Linked DNA regions of Homo sapiens: region 2 is linked to region 1. Evidence: chromatin contacts called from ENCODE Hi-C data. All regions are on one chromosome and are shown on one strand. Each heading gives the region's core, a stretch centred on a gene start or an enhancer-like site at or near the end of the contact. The rest is flanking DNA. Distances are from core to core; before and after follow the strand shown.

Region 1 (7,072 bases), core at 1,557-4,056:
TGTGCTGGACTGTTACATTTTACTCCCCATCTCAGTGCAGACTGGCTATACTGTCAGAAAGTATTGTAAAGACCAGGTAGAAATCATGAGTGCATGGACTAGATTAATAACAGGAGAAATGGAGCAATGTCACTAGACTTTATATATATATATATAAAGAATATATATATATAAAGGATATATATATATAAAGGATATATATATATATCTCAGGGGCATATCAGGGGCATATCAATGTCACTAGACTATATATATATATATAAAGGATATATATATATATATATATCTCAGGGGCAGAATCAACAAAATTGGAACATGGTGGTTCAGGAAGAGGTAAGAAGCAAGAGTGACTCCTGGGCTCACAGCTTAAGAGCAGGAACCAAAGCCTGCTTTCCTGCTGCTTGATCCTGTGTTTCTTCCCTGTCACTAAAGGAAACCTTCTGGTCCTTTTGCCTTCTGTTTGCGCCTACCTGTCCCTTTCTCTTATACATCTCTAAAACGCAAAACAAACTGGAATGCCTACTGTCCTAACACAGGTGGCACCTCTCCCACCTCCACGCACCTCCATGTTCTTGTACAAGCTGTTCCTTCCACTTAGGAGTCTCTCTCCTGCCTCTTTTGGTCCAAATCTGATCTGTCCTTCAGGGTCTCAGTTAAATGTCCCCTCCCCCAGCAACCTTCCCTGCTTGTTTAAAGATGATGAGTGAACAACCATACTATATCACTTACTTGCTTCCATCTTCTCCACCCAACCAATCCCCAGGCAGCCACATCTTCCCTGCTGGCCGCACCCTCTTTGGAAGCTCATTTAAGATCAGAGGATCAAAGAAGCCTGACCTAAAGATGGAGAGAGTGCAGCCGGGTACAGTGGCTCATGCCTGTAATCCCAGCACTTTGGGACACCAAGGAGGGCAGGTCACCTGAGGTCAGGAGTTCCAGACCAGCCTGGCCAACATGGAGAAACCCCGTCTCTACTAAAAATACAAAAATTAGCCGGGCGTGGTGGCACACACCTGTAATTCCAGCTACTCGGGAGGCTGAGACAGGAGAAACACTTGAACCTGGGAGACAGAGGTTGCAGTGAGGTGAGATGGCGCCACTGCACTCCAGCCTGGGCAACAGAGCAAGACTCTGTCTCAATGAAATAAAATAAAATAAAATTAAATTAAATTAAAATAAAATAAAATAAAATAAAATAAATAAAATAAAATAAAATAAAATAAAATAAAGATGGAGAGGATGGGAGGGTAAGAGCAGGGAACAAGAAGACATTGGTACATCTGGGATTGCCCCTTCAAACCATGCCTTCAGCTCCTGCAGTGTGCCTGGCACAGAGCTAAAGGCCATCACAATGAATTCAATTCAACCCTGGCCCTTAAAGCACTCAGCAGCCAGATGGGAGATTCCCAGCTGCCACAAACTAAATCTGATAGCGTGTTCCCCAGTTTAAAACCCTCCTAGCAGCTACCGGGCATGATTCACGAATCTGCAGACCTCTCCTTTCCTCAAGTCTTAGGCTCAGGCTAAACCAGTCAACCCTTTGTGGGCCCCCTACTCACCTGACTATTGCTTACCTTCATTCCTTTGCTCGTGCTGACCCTCTACCTTAAATCCAGTCTCTTTTATGTCTCTGCCCTCCAGCACTTACCTTGGTCTGATAGATGACTCACCGAGACCCTGTGTTCGCTTCCCTGAAGCCTTTACACCAACCCCACCCCGGGCTAAACTGGGCACTTTTTCTGTGACCCACCAAACCCACACAATCCCATATTAAATATTTGTTTACGACATCCGTTTCTATGTCTGTCTTCCCCCACCCTTCAACTAGATTGAGTTCCTTCAGGACAATGATGATGTCTCTGTATCCCCAAGCCAGGCACTGTGTTTTGACACAAAGAAAGCCCAGGTTACATTTGTTAAATGTAAAAGACCATACAGTGAGTGGGTGAGTGTTCATGACAATGCCAGATCTGACTACTTCCGCGAGAAACCGAGACACTCCAGGGCCGGATTCCAGACAGTGGGAATATGGCGCTGTCTTTGCCCCTTCTCCAGTGAGGAACCAGAATTTACGTGTTATCAGAAACAGCCACTTCCCCTCTGCTCCTGCCCGCCTAGAGGGCTGGGCAAAGGGTAGAGGGAGCAGTGTCCGGCCAGGGTCTGGGGAGAATTCGGCTCTCCTTAGTGGGAAACTCTGTCTGTCTTCCTCCCCCAGGGGGAGGGGATGGGGATAGGAGGACCAGAGTAAGGGGAAGAGGGAAGGCCCGGAGGGCGCAGTCGCCTTGGCAGAAATCCTACCACACCCGGATGTAGTGGGTGGTGAACGGGATGGGGCGGAGAGTCCCTGCCCTGCCAGGGACACTGACTGGACGATCCACTTTCGCGGGAATCCCACAAATCTCTCAAAACTAAGGTCCTGGAAACTGGAGGAGAGCTCGTTTTCAGGCTATGTTTGGGCAAGGGCGGGGCGCGGGGTGCTTCAATTTTTGGAAAAGGAACCCCCGAAGGGAGCAGGGATTAGAAAAGAAACTCTACCAGAAACCTCAGTGGGCCCGTCTCACCCACTCATGCCCACCACTGACTTCTCTGGCAGCTCCCCGTCGCCCCGCGCACCGCTGCCTCTCCGTGGAACGTCCAAGTGGTGCAGAGGAGAGGGATCTCCGGAGACTGGGTTCTGTTGCGAGCTATGCCACGTTCCGTCCCGGGCGGAACTCTTCTTTGGGCCTTTGTTTCCTCGTCTGTGAAATGGGGCCAGGGTGGGAGCAGAGGGCTTGCAGAAGCCCTGCCAGCTCCCACGCTGCTAGCCGGGATTCTCCATCCCGCCCTCTCCTCCACCGCCGCCCCCGGCCCGGTCCTAACTCCACCCCCACCCGCCGCGCCTCGGCGCCGCCGGCCGCTAGGGGTCACTGCCTGCCTTTGTCAGCGGAGGAGGAGGGCAGCCCGCGCTCCAGCCGGCTCCCCAGCTGGAAGGCGGCCGAGGGGTAGCTCCCGAGCGAGGGTCCTGAGCCGGACCCCGCAGCCCGCGCTCGCGATCCGCCTCTGCTTCGGTCGGGAAGGCGCGTGCGCTCGGGCTCCGACCGGGCCCCGGCGGGCGCGCATCGAGGCCAGGAGGGGGTTAACGCTAACCCCTCCCCTCTGGCTGACATCACGGGCGAGCGGGTGAGAGGCTGGAGCTCGGCGAGTGAGAGAAAGAGAGCGAGAGCAGCGAGCGCGGCTCCACATTGTTGCGGATCGCCGGCACCCGGCAGAGCGGCGGCGGCTGGGACGCGCGGCGCCTCCGACCCGTTCTCCTCGCGCCCGGCCGCGCAGCCAGAGCCACCCGGGCCGCCGACCGCCGAGCCCCGCGCCCGCCGCCTGGGCCCCGAGCCTTCTGCGCCGCCCGGGTGCGTCCCGCCACCCTCGGAGGACGGCCGGCCATGGACGCCTGCAAGTTGGAGCCGAGCGGGAGGGTGTGAGCGGGCCGGGGCCAGGAGCCCGCGCCGCGCAACCGGGCAGCCGGGCGCGCCGGGGGTGGGTCCCTCTCCCCAGCCCCGCTCTGCGTGGAAGAAGAGGGCGGGGACCGGCGCCGGGAGGAGAGCGGAGGAGGCGAAGGGGCATGACTCGTGCAACTTGCGGCGGGCATCTGCCGAGCCTCTGAGCCGGCGGCGGCCCGGGGCCCGGACTGCGGCCGCGCGGATCCCACCCAGCCCACCCCGCCCCGGCCGACGGCTGCAGCTGACCTGGATCCTTCGAGCGCCCGCCGACCGCCAGCGATCTTCCCTCATCTTCCGGGCTGGTTTCTGCTGCGCGAGGAGCGCTGCCCTCGCCGCCCCTCTCGCCGGACCCCCGGCCCCCGATGGCTCGGATGGGGCTTGCGGGCGCCGCTGGACGCTGGTGGGGACTCGCTCTCGGCTTGACCGCATTCTTCCTCCCAGGTAAGAGCGCTCACCTCTGCTGTCCCCACCCCCATCCAATGCCTCCCCGGGGCTGGGAGCCGGATGGCGGGCACGACTGGATTGTGGGGAGTGAAAGGAGCCAGAAAAGTTGGGTCACGGCTTGGGTAAAGGGGGTGGGAGGTGGCACGGCGGAGAAAGAGGTTGAGAAGCCGAACCGCCTGCCCTGCAGGGAAGCAGTCAGATGCACGTCTCTATGTAGCATGAAAGCACTTTCTCCGCTCAGTTCTTTACAAAAAATAATAATATGTAATAGCGTTCTGTTTATTTAATAACCAGCTCTCTGCTCGGGAAGCAGTTTGGAAACACTGCGTGTTACATAAATGCAAAATAATCACCGTAATCACCGTCTTGGGGTGGGAGACAACAGCCCCAGGGGGAGGGCGTCAGTCTCGGAGCTGCGGGTTTGGAGTATGGCGGGGGGGCTTCGTCTCTTTCGGCGGCCCCTTTGCCAGACGGCTCAGGACGCTCGGGCCCCCTCCCGCCCCACACCGCCCCACAGCGGGCGCGGAGAGTCGGCTGCTGCGGCAGAGGCGGCTCCTCGCTCACCTGCGGTTCCTTTCCTGGAGGGTGAGGCCGGGGCAGCCTCCTCCCGGCCTGGCGCGGGACCGGGCTCCCCCTCGGAACTCTGCTCCCAGCTCTGGGGGCTCTCCCTGGAGGAGACACCGCGGGCTTCCTGCCATCCAAGTAGCTGCATGACCCACTTTCCCGAGGGTGCCCCGCGTGTCCTTCCTCGAGGTGCGGGCTGCCGGCAGCCGAGGGGTTAACCTCGCGCCCGACCCCGGGGTGGCCCTGGTGGCCCATTCTGACGGGTGGGGTGGGGACGGAGGCTGGGACCAGCCCAGGCATATTGTGCTGGGGAATGAACTGGAAAATGCGTTTAGGAGGCAAATCCGACCGAGTCCCCTCGCCTGGATTTAACCCTTTGTGTCCCTGGGGAAGCTGCCGAGCTCGCCGGCTGACTGGACACCAAGCGTGGGTCAAGGGGTGTGGGGAGTTCCTCCAGCTCTCTGGGTAGAAACCAGAGACGACCTGCAGCTCTAGCAAGATGGGATTTTGGGGAGGGGGGCGGATCTTGACTGGAGCACGTGGTCCCCGCCTTGGGGTGGCAGAATAGGGGGTCAGTGTACAGAGACCATCTCCTCGTGGGGCAGGAATATTAGATCCCGAGTTCCTGCAATGTGCTTTGCCGCAGAATGGCCAGGCAGTTTGTTATCGAGGGAACAGTCTGGCTGCCTAGTTCCGGGGCTAGGGTGCACTCCTGGAAGGCAGAAGCCTGGCCTCATTCCCTTCTATGCCTCTTCTGCTGCCAGCCAGCTCACTACGAGGGCCCCGCCAATCTCACTAAGTGGTGGATGTCTGGGAAGCAGTTTGTGAAAGCCAGTACTGGGGTGCCTCCACCCGTGAAGCCTGGGGTGCTGCCCTGCTCGATGTGGGGGGTGGGGAAAATCCAGGGCTCACAGGTGTCACTGCCCACCCTGCCCCCAGAGGGTGGTCTTGGTGAGAGTGAGAGGTCTTCTCACACTGGATGGCCTGGGAAGCCAGCCAGAGATACAGAAGTTCGGGCTCTAGGACTTGCCTGGCCATGGGGATTTGAGCTTCCAGGAACCCTTCAATTACATATGTCCACATCCGGAACCCAGAGAAACGAGAGCTTCCCAGAGCTCTGGTTGGTCCAGCACACTAGGGGTTAACGTAATCCTGGGATGGACAAAGGGTGGTGGGAAGGGTTGGGAGAAGGGGAAGGAACTCACCCTATTCTCCTTCCTTTTGTTATTCTCTTTCCCCAGCTTTGTGATTCCTTCATGGTTAATTCCTTCATTGGGGGCTAGAGGCCTGCTGTGCTCCACCCACTCAGGAAGTGGGAGCAGGGAGGTGAACTCACCTGGCTCAAGGTGGATACAACCCCTGCCAAAAATCTACATGAAAGGGTGGGATGCAGAGAAAGGAACCAGGGTTGAGAGAGGTACTTAATAAATGCTCTTCCATTGACTGTAATTGACTGATGGGTAGCATCCATGCACCGAAGTTCCCGGACCGCCCAGCTCCTCTGCCCAGTGGCTGGGCTCCTGGTGCCTTCTCTGCTTGCTTGCTCTAGGGTCCACGGGTGCAGGGAGGCAGGTGGATATGGTTGTGCCCAGTCTGACACTTGGATGGAGGCTGGTTGGCCCAGAAGTTGCAAGCCCACACCCTACTTTGCATCACCTGCTGGCTTCCTCCCCATTGCCCGCTATAGCGTCTCTCTAGGGACTTGCCAGTCTGATGCTCTTTTCAGGGTTTTCCTGGGCTGTGACAGGGAACCTGGGTCTGGGGGTTTGAGGAGAGGAAGAGGGAGGGGCCTGGAGTGTGTGTGATTGCCCCCAACTTCAAAACACTCCCAATCTGGCTATTGAAGTGTAAACACAGAAGTATGTTTTCAACAACACAGACTTTACTAAGCAGTGTGGTGAAGCCCCAAAGGCCTCTGTTTCCTGAGATGACAATCCACAGTTTCTTCCTGTTAACTTAGAGGAGAGGGTCAGTGGGGCAGGTGGGTTACATCCCAAAAAGAGATAGGGGGAGCCCTAGGAGGAGGCAGAGGACCTGCTTGAGAAGCAGGTGTGTCGAGCTGTTGTCCCACCTACACCACACCCTCCCTAATTGGCTTCCCCACACCTTTTGTCTGGAAAGAGAACACACACCCCAGGTGTCATGCACACCCTCGGAAGACCTGTCGGGTCACAGCACACCCCTCTCTGCAGCCTCTCTCTGCAGCTTGTGCAGAGCTTGCTGCCATGTGGTCTTTGAAATTCCAAGTGTCGGGGCTATTGGGTTATTTTCCTTCCTCTCTCTCTATTTCTCACATACAGTGGTGTCCTTCAGCTTGCTGGGCAAGGCATTATGGCAAAACCAATTCTGCTGGCCTGGGGTTTGCAGCATGTGTAAATGGGAATCTCCTTACCCATTTATAAGGCAGCACTGTGGAGTGCCTTGGAATTGGATTCTAGGCCTCCGTAGTCAAGGCTGGAGGGGAAGAGGAGATACTGCAGAGCTTGGGCCCAGTTGCCCTGGCTGAGTGGCCCGGAAGGCATCTCTTGAACCTGAACTTCAGAGCATATGGGACAGGTAGCCCTTGTTGCCTGAGGCTTGCTGAGGCTAAG
Region 2 (7,912 bases), core at 5,033-7,532, 480 kb before region 1:
AGCCACCACACCTGGCCTTGGTGAGATATTTTCCAAACTCATCCCCCTCACCCAGCTCCCCAAGAGGCCATGCAGGGGAGAGAGGAGTTGCAGGCATGGCCAAGTAGCCAACACTCCATCCACTGGAGGTAAGAGCGTGGGGGAAGTGGTCCAGCCCAAGTCTGTACAAACGAGGGTCTCTGTGGATTTGTTCCTCTGCACCAAGGTTTTTTCCAGCCTCCTTCTCCCCTCCACCTCCCTCCCCAGGGTTCTTTAGCCTACTGGAAGGAGCCCACTCATGGTACCATGGCAGACAGGCAGTCAGGATATACTGGAAGGAACCCTGGGTCCTAATCTGGGATCATCAGCTGCTTCATCTTGTCAGCCTCACTTGAGAGCTCCAGGCGATCAGATAAGAGCATGTGTGACATGAGGGACTGCTCAATGGGTGATCTCCAGACCCTATGCAATCCTCACTTCAAGGCTGGGCCCTCCGCCAGCGGAACAGGAGTCTGTCCTAAGTTTATCTCCACCACCTCTCTGTGCCTTGGGAAGCCTGGGAGGGAACTAACTCACTCTCCCCACCAGCTTCCCAGCAGGATCCTCCATTATCCCAGGTGGCAGTCTTCATGGCCTACCGGGATCTTTTGCTAGGACTCCACCTGGACATAGCATTCAGGGGTGGGAGATGCTGGCCAAGCTCCCGGGAGGGGGTCTGAACCCTCAGGCAGGGCTGGCCATCCTGATCTGAGGAGGAATTCCTCACACGCAGAGGAGGGACAGATATTAGACCCAGGAGCCCCATGTCAGTGAGCCTGGTCATTCCATCTGGCGACTTCTTGTAAATACCTGTGAGGAAATGCTCTGAGCTCCAGAAAAGTCTGGGCCTCTCCCGAAAGCACCTCCACTGCCTTTTCCTCCCCAAGGAGACTTTCCATCCATCAGATGCTTCCACGCCAAATCTTAAGGGTGCTAACACAGACAGGGTAGGGGCAGACTGGGCCCTGAAAGCTTCTCGGTCCCACATCTATGTGCTGTGATATCTCCTTGGGATACACGTTCTTAGGTGGCAACGTGGACATTGCACATTCCACATCTTTACTGACTGCACCTCAAGGCTTCCCATGTTGCTCCCCCACCCACAGACCAGGCCCCCCGGCACAGGGGCCCTAGCATTCTTTGGACTATCCCTTCCTCTGGCTCCCACTCACTCATCAGTGCCCAGGACAGGGCTCAAGCTTCCATCCTCCATGGGTCCTTGTCCCTTCGAAGCGGCCCTGAGCTGACCCACACAGCTGTACAGTTCCCCTTATCTTGCTTATTCCCTCCAGGGCTCCAGCTGTGGGCCTTCAGGATCCCCTCCTTCCACACTTTTGGAGTCTGTGTCTCCCTATCCTCCCTGATGCTGGGAGGGGAAAGGGACCCCCACCGCCCACCACCGTGATGCCATCACACATGACCTTCTTCATATCTGTCAGTATCACCCTCCCCATCCGGTCAGCCCCAAGGCAGGCAGCCTGGAGCGTGACTCATCCTCTTCCCAGCTTTTGGCCACTCGGACTAGGGGACAGAGGTGAAAGAGAAACTGGCAAGAATACCAGCTTCCAGGAGGTAGACCAGAAGGGCTGTCAAATAGCCAGTTTAGGGAGAGGGGATGGTGACACACCTATGATTAGATATGCCAGTGATTATGTACATCCAGGGCTAATTACACCCATAGGATGTGGAGTATAAAGGAGAGTGTTGCCCACCAAGGGCGCGCTGTGAATTAGTTTGTGTACTGAGGGCACACAGCATTAGGCCCGAAGTATATGTGCTGCTCAAAACACATTAGGATTAGTGTGGGTAAGATGACAGGTTTCAAATATGTGACTGAGTTTGGGCCCTACCCTCATTTAACCTGAGCTGGCTCCTTCTCCAGGTCCCCTCCCCTCCCCTAGAGCAACTGCGCCAGTGGTTCCCAAACTTTGCTGCACACTGGAATCACCTGGGTTCTTTTGTCACCCAGACTGGAGTGCAGTGGCGCGATCCAGGCTCACTGCAACCTCCGCTTCCTGGATTCAAGCGATTCTCCTGCCTCAGCCTCCTGAGTGGCTGGGACTACAGGTGCATGCCACCATGCCCAGCTAATTTTTTTTTATTTTTTATTTTTTAGTAGAGACGGGGTTTCGCCATATTGGCCAGGCTGGTCTCGAACTGCTGACCTTGTGATCCGCCTGCCTCAGCCTCCCAAAGTGCTGGGATTACATCACCTGGGTTCTTTAAAAGAAAAAACAAAACCAAAACGACTGCTGCCTGACTCCCACCCTGAGATATTCTGATTTCACTGGTAGGGTGTGCAGCCCAGGCAGTGGGAATTTTCAAAGCTCCCCAGGTGATTGTGAGGTGCGGCAAAGCTGGGAGCCACTGAGCTGCGGCATTCTTTCAGAGCTGTGGCTCGGTCAGCCTGATGGCCTTCACTCAGCCTCTGGGCAGGGCTTGCAGTAATGCAGGATGGCCATCTGATAGCTCCAAGCTACTGAGTCTGCAAGCCTCACCTGGGCTCCAGGCTATGTGTCCTCCAGTGGGTTGACGACTGTGACTGCTTTGCTGCGTCAAGGTCCAGAGCAGTAGTGTGGGAGAGAGTTAGACTGTCAGAACTCTGACGCGGGTAGAGGCAAACAGGTGGGAAGGGCTGGAGAGAGGGGGCTGGATAGGGTTGGGAATCAGACAGAAGCCTTGGTCCCATCCCACACAGGGAGGCTCACTGCTGCCCTGGGTGGACTGTCAGGACAAGGATGGCTGCTCCTGCTCTGAGGGGCTGGCCAGCAATTTTGGCACTTCAAGGAGAAGGTTAAGATGAAGAGCTCAAGGATCCTCCAGGCTCAGTACTGACTTTTCTGCATGACCTTGGGTCCGTTGTTCAATGTCTTTGAGTCCAAGTTTAGCAGAGAGGATCCTTGCTGAAATGCTGTGTGAGCCACAATTGCAAAGCTAACAGCTCCTATGTCTTGAGCCCTTAACACAGTATCTAATACAGAGTAAGGATGTCATAGGCACTACTAACTGTGGGATATGTGCTATTATTATCCCCATTTTATAGATGAAGAAATGAAGGTCTGGAGAGATCAAGTAGCTTGCCCAGGGTGAACCTGCTAATAAGTGGTAAACCAAGTCTGTCTCATTCAGTCTGGACTGTTCTCCCCAACGTGATCAAATGGCAAACAAGGCTCTTCCCAAGTAGATGAGGACTTTTCCCAAATCACTGCAAATGAGTTTGGTACAAGAAACACAAAAAGCGTGACTTCCCAGGCTGGAGTGCAGTAGTACAATTGCAGCTCAGTGCAGCCTCAGCTCCTGGGCTCAAGTGGTTTTCCTGCCTCAGCCTCCTTGAATAGCTGGGACTACAAGGCACACACCAGCGTGCTCCGCTAATTTTTAAATTTTTTGTAGAGACAGGGGTCTCGTTTGGCCTGAAGATTTCATATTCCTGGTTTCAAGCGATAAGCCTGCCTCAGCCTCCCCAAATCCTGGGATTACAGATGTGAGCCACCACACCGAGCCGAAGTCTTTTTCTTATAGGAAAAATCATTCCTTCTAGACCAAACTTTCTTATGGAAATCTGACAAACACTATGAGGCATGGGGCCTTGAGAACTGAGAGGTGACCCACCCTAGAAGGATCTGGACATAGAAGCTGCTGTGGCCAGTGCAGGCAGTGAGTGAGTGGCCTGGGTGAGGGTAAGGCTATTCTCCCCCACACTGCACTCTCCAACTCCACCCCGTCCTAGGCCAATGGAGAAACCTGGAGTTAAAGGGACTTGGGAAAGCTGGTTTCCTTTCGGTGTCTTCCACTCCCAATTCCCTCCCTTGCTGATGAAATTGGAGATGCCAGAGGTGGGTATGAAATGGTAGCTTCTGGGTCAGAGGCTAACCTGAAAATCAGACTTTAGAAACCTGGGTGGAGGTCTGAACCACTGTAGAGATTCAAATGAGGTGCTCACAATCTCCAGATGCATTTTCTAACTGGGCAGTCAGATGACCAGCATACCCTCACTCCAATCCCCAGCACCCCACCCCCGCCATCAGCCACTACTGCCAGCACATCACAGCTACCTGGGTACTTCTTAGCCTCTCCCTTCAGATCACAGCAATAAAAACCTTCCAGATGTAGCTAAAGGCTATAAAAGCTCAGCCCTACCCATTGCCTTTCACTGTCCTGGCCACAGCCAGGGAAGTCTCTCTGCAGGATTCTAGTGCAGCCACAAGATGACATCCAGTGGGCAGGGGGTTGGGAGCCTCACAGCCTGGCCTAAGGCTAACTTTCAAGGACAAAGGGCTTGGACAGAAGATTAGATCCCCGATTCCTGATGGATCCAGCCACTAACATAGATTTTTCAGGAACAGAACACACTTGATAAAATTCTCCTAGGGTTTAGGTGGGGAGGCAGGGTGCCTAGCTTAGGCCTGCGGAGTAAGGATGGGCTACAAAGTCTTCCCATTTGTGAACGCTCACTACCCCACCCCCCATCTGCCTGCTTATGTCCAATGTCAGTGCCAACTCCGTGGCCCTGGGGCAATCAGCGGTCAAGCCTCACCCCCCAACCCCACCCACCTCTAGCGGTCAAGCCTAACCCCTCACCCCTGCTAACTATGGCAATCTGGCTGGGTCCCTAACTGACTTCCCAAACTCCGCCACCTCTCCTCTAAAGCGCCCTGTCTCTACGAGGGAGGAAAGACAGGCAGCTTCAGCAAGGGTCCCCGGGGCCCCGGGCTCCCCCAGCTATCTAATCGGCTTCACCCCTGCACTCCCCCAGGGACAGAGCCTCACAGGGCCTCTCTTTAGCTGGGGGAAGGAGACAGAACGCTCCTTTTGAATACCTAAGACTTACCCACCCTCTTTTCCTCCAGCTTTCCTGCTGCTGGGTCACTGTTAGTCACTCACCATCCAGGCCCATTTCCTGATAATCCCCCAGCCCCCTGGGTGCAAGGCCCTTCTTATTCCCTCCAACACAGACACACACACACCAAGAGCGGGCTGGTCTCTAACTCCCAAACCGTAATCTGGGACACACACCCACACACCCACACCCACCCACCCACCCACCCACCGGGCTGGTCTCTAACTCCCTAACCCTAATCTGGGCCAAAATAGGGGGGTTGGCTCGCTTCTCTGCCAGGCAGAGTGAAGGGCAGCACTTCTCCCAGAGGGAGGGGGCCTCAGCTGGGGTCTCTCTCCAGGATCCTCCTGCTGCAAGCGCCCCAGCCTTCCAGACCAAAGAGGAGACAGGGCTTCTCCCGGCTTGAGAGGGACCAGGGGCAACCAGCTCTCCCCAGAAAAGTGAAACAGAGGGAGAGGTGACAGAGGGACTCCAAAATGTCAGGGCTGGGAGGCCTCGCAGACCCCTCAGTGCCCTGTACAGGGGTGAGAAGCCAGGCCCATAGGAGGAAAGAGGCTTGCTTGCTCTAGATCACACAGGGAGAACCCACAGTGAGAGCCCACAGCGAGAACACTTCGCCTAGGACTTTCCCACTAGAGCACAGGGGAATGACTCCAAGAAGGGAGTCCAGTCGTTAGTAGGAGTTCTGGAGGAGGGTTAGCACCTGGGGGGCTCTGGGAGCGCTGGAGGAGGGAGTGAGAAAGGGAAGCAGAGGGGTTCTTTGGAGAGAATGAAGGGGTGGGCCCTGGGGAGTGGGCAAAGAGGTGTAGAGAAGAGCCCGGCGTGACCTTGGGCCAGCTGCGTCTCCCTCCTGGGCCCGTCTTTCCGTCTGCAGGCAAGAGAGCGCCTGGGATCCCGGGGGGCTCAGGCTTGAAGGTGCCACCCCGGCGAGTGAGGGCGCCTCACCTTCTTGAAGTCGGCGGTGAAGGAGACGAGGGTGCCGTCGGGCTTGCGCAGCTCGAGGCTGATGCTGTCCGCGTCGCTGTCCGCCTGCAGGCTCTCCTCGGTCACCTGGCCGTCCGGCAGCCGCACGCGGACCCGCAGCTCGGCCGGCGCACCCGTTCCCAGCAGCGGCGCGAGCAGCGGCAGCAGCAGCAGCAGCGCAGGGCGCGCCAGGGGTACCCCGGGAAGGCGCATCCCCGGGGGCCGCTGCCGTCCGCGGCCCCGGCGCGCCGCGTGGGGGCGGGGAGAGGCGCAGGCAAACTTCGCCCAAAGTTGGGGGCTAGTTCGGGGCGCCCGGGAGCCGCTCCGCCGGGGGCCTTGGCCGCGGGGTCGCCCGCGAGGTGGCGCGGACGCACGTGGGTAGCGCTCAGCAGGGCGCCCCCGGCGGCCCCGAGGCGGAGACGGCGCTGCCCCGGCCCGGCTCCGCGGCCCCGGGCTCCAGCGCTGCGAGCCTGTGTTTTGCACTTTTCATTCAATCCCACCCCCCGTCACTTCCTTCAGAAAACAGAAACCACCAGGACCCGCCTTAAAGAGACCGCGCACCTCGCGGCCCTTAAAGGGCCCGCGGCTGCTCTCCGCACTTCGGCGTTGGCCGGGCAGGGGGCGGGGAGAGGGGGCAGCGGCTCCGCGGCTTTGTGCGAGCGGCCTCCTCGACCTCCCTCCCGCCCGGCCGCGCGGAGTCAGCGACCCAGGCGGAGTCAGAAGTTTGCTCTCCCGGGGCAAATCCCTTCCTTCCAGCAGGGGCAGGACGGGTGACTCTTCCCCCGCCCTGCACCGCCACCCCCCCCCCCCGCTTTTTTTTTTTTGGCTTGCTTTTGTGCCACGTGGATGAAATAATCGGGCTTGGATTTTTAGGGGTTTTGTTTGGTCTTTCAGTTTCTCTGACAGCGAATTTCTAAAAAGCTTCTGCAAAATCAGACCTCGCTTTGCACTCTGCCTTTTCCCTGCCCCACACTGGGAGGGTGGATCGGGGGTTCTCGCCCAGCTTTGCCACGGCCAGGTGTTAGACCTTGATGGGTCAGGTCACCCACTGGGACGCGGCCCTCAGGTTTTGTGAGCCCCTGTGCCTCTTTCCTTTTCAGTCCTGCCTCCCGTGCTTCCCGCATTCACGGCCTTTCCTCAGTCCTGCCCACCACCGCAGACCCGGTTCTTTCTCTCTATTATAGACTATGAAAATCCAGGGAAATGTTGGATTCCAGGTCACTTGGGAGAATTTCCAGGGACTCGGGACGCTGGCGCTCCACGACAGTGGCTTTCCCACAAGCCACAAGGAAACATGCGTGCCCTGCGGTGCACCCCAACAATAAGAAGGGTGAAGACCAGGAGATCTGGATTGCTGCCTCCTCTGATTAGTTGTGGAATTTAGGCACGTTTTAAAAATTCTTTGGGCTTAAGTGTCCCCGTGTGTATCGTGGAAGCTGCTCAGACCTACACTGTCCTGCCAGTCCCAGGCAAGGGAAAAAGCCCCACGAAGATGCTCAAAACCAATTGTTCCCTGACTTCCATTTTCACTTCTGTTGGGACCTTGATTACTGATGGGTGAAAACTCCCTTCTCTGCAGCCTCCTTCCCTTCTAGGGCTTCCCCAGCACAGGGCCATGTGAACTGCAGGGTCCGGCTAGAATCGGCCTCTTGCTATCATCCAGGGGCCCTTCCCGCTACCCGCTCTCTGCTGCCTAGATTTAGGACTGAAGGGAATTTAAGAGACTACCAAGTCAGCCTTTTCCAAATTTGCCTTTCCTGAAGAATCACCTGGATGCTTGTTAGAAAATAGATTCCCGAATCCCTAAACCCATGGAATCAGATTCTAGGGAAAAGAACTGAGGATTAGCATTTTTGACAAGGCCCACATGATGCTCGACATAAGTGGTTGACAGCAGGTATTTGGCAGATGTTTAAGCATAGAGCGTCTGGGCCAGACGCGGTGGCTCATGCCTGTAATCCTAGCACTTTGGGAGGCCGAGGCGGGCGGATTGCCTGAGCTCAGGAGTTCGAGACCAACCTGGGCAACAAGGTGAAATCCCGTCTCTACTAAAATACAAAAGAAATTAGCTGGGTGTGGCGGCGTGCGCCT

What was found. Hi-C counts contacts between places; a loop is a spot of excess contacts on that map. Pooled maps may share reads with other maps.
Region 2: a loop to region 1 is called in a map of CD8-positive, alpha-beta T cell, with 33 times the contacts of the local background. The contact joins the promoter of OAF here to the promoter of NECTIN1-DT in region 1. A Hi-C loop is called at or near these places in 10 of 168 maps with a recorded cell type or tissue (B cell, CD4-positive, alpha-beta T cell, CD8-positive, alpha-beta T cell and 5 more), 2 of 37 single-sample maps with no recorded cell type and 13 of 50 pooled maps.

Annotation. Positions count from the first base shown.
Region 1 is chr11:119,725,317-119,732,388 of GRCh38, reverse strand. It overlaps NECTIN1-DT (NECTIN1 divergent transcript), which reads right to left and starts at 2,806. Exons shown (of 4, transcript NR_120587.1): 1 at 2,583-2,806. NECTIN1 (nectin cell adhesion molecule 1) reads left to right here and starts at 3,189. Exons shown (of 6, transcript NM_002855.5): 1 at 3,189-3,914. The coding sequence starts at 3,836. RefSeq lists enhancers at 2,143-3,003, 3,004-3,865, 4,665-5,607 and silencers at 2,804-3,213, 3,274-3,593.
Region 2 is chr11:120,209,402-120,217,313 of GRCh38, reverse strand. OAF (out at first homolog) reads right to left here and starts at 6,282. Exons shown (of 4, transcript NM_178507.4): 1 at 5,804-6,282. The coding sequence starts at 6,034. RefSeq lists silencers at 5,965-6,074, 6,165-6,214, 6,395-6,654 and an enhancer at 6,988-7,529.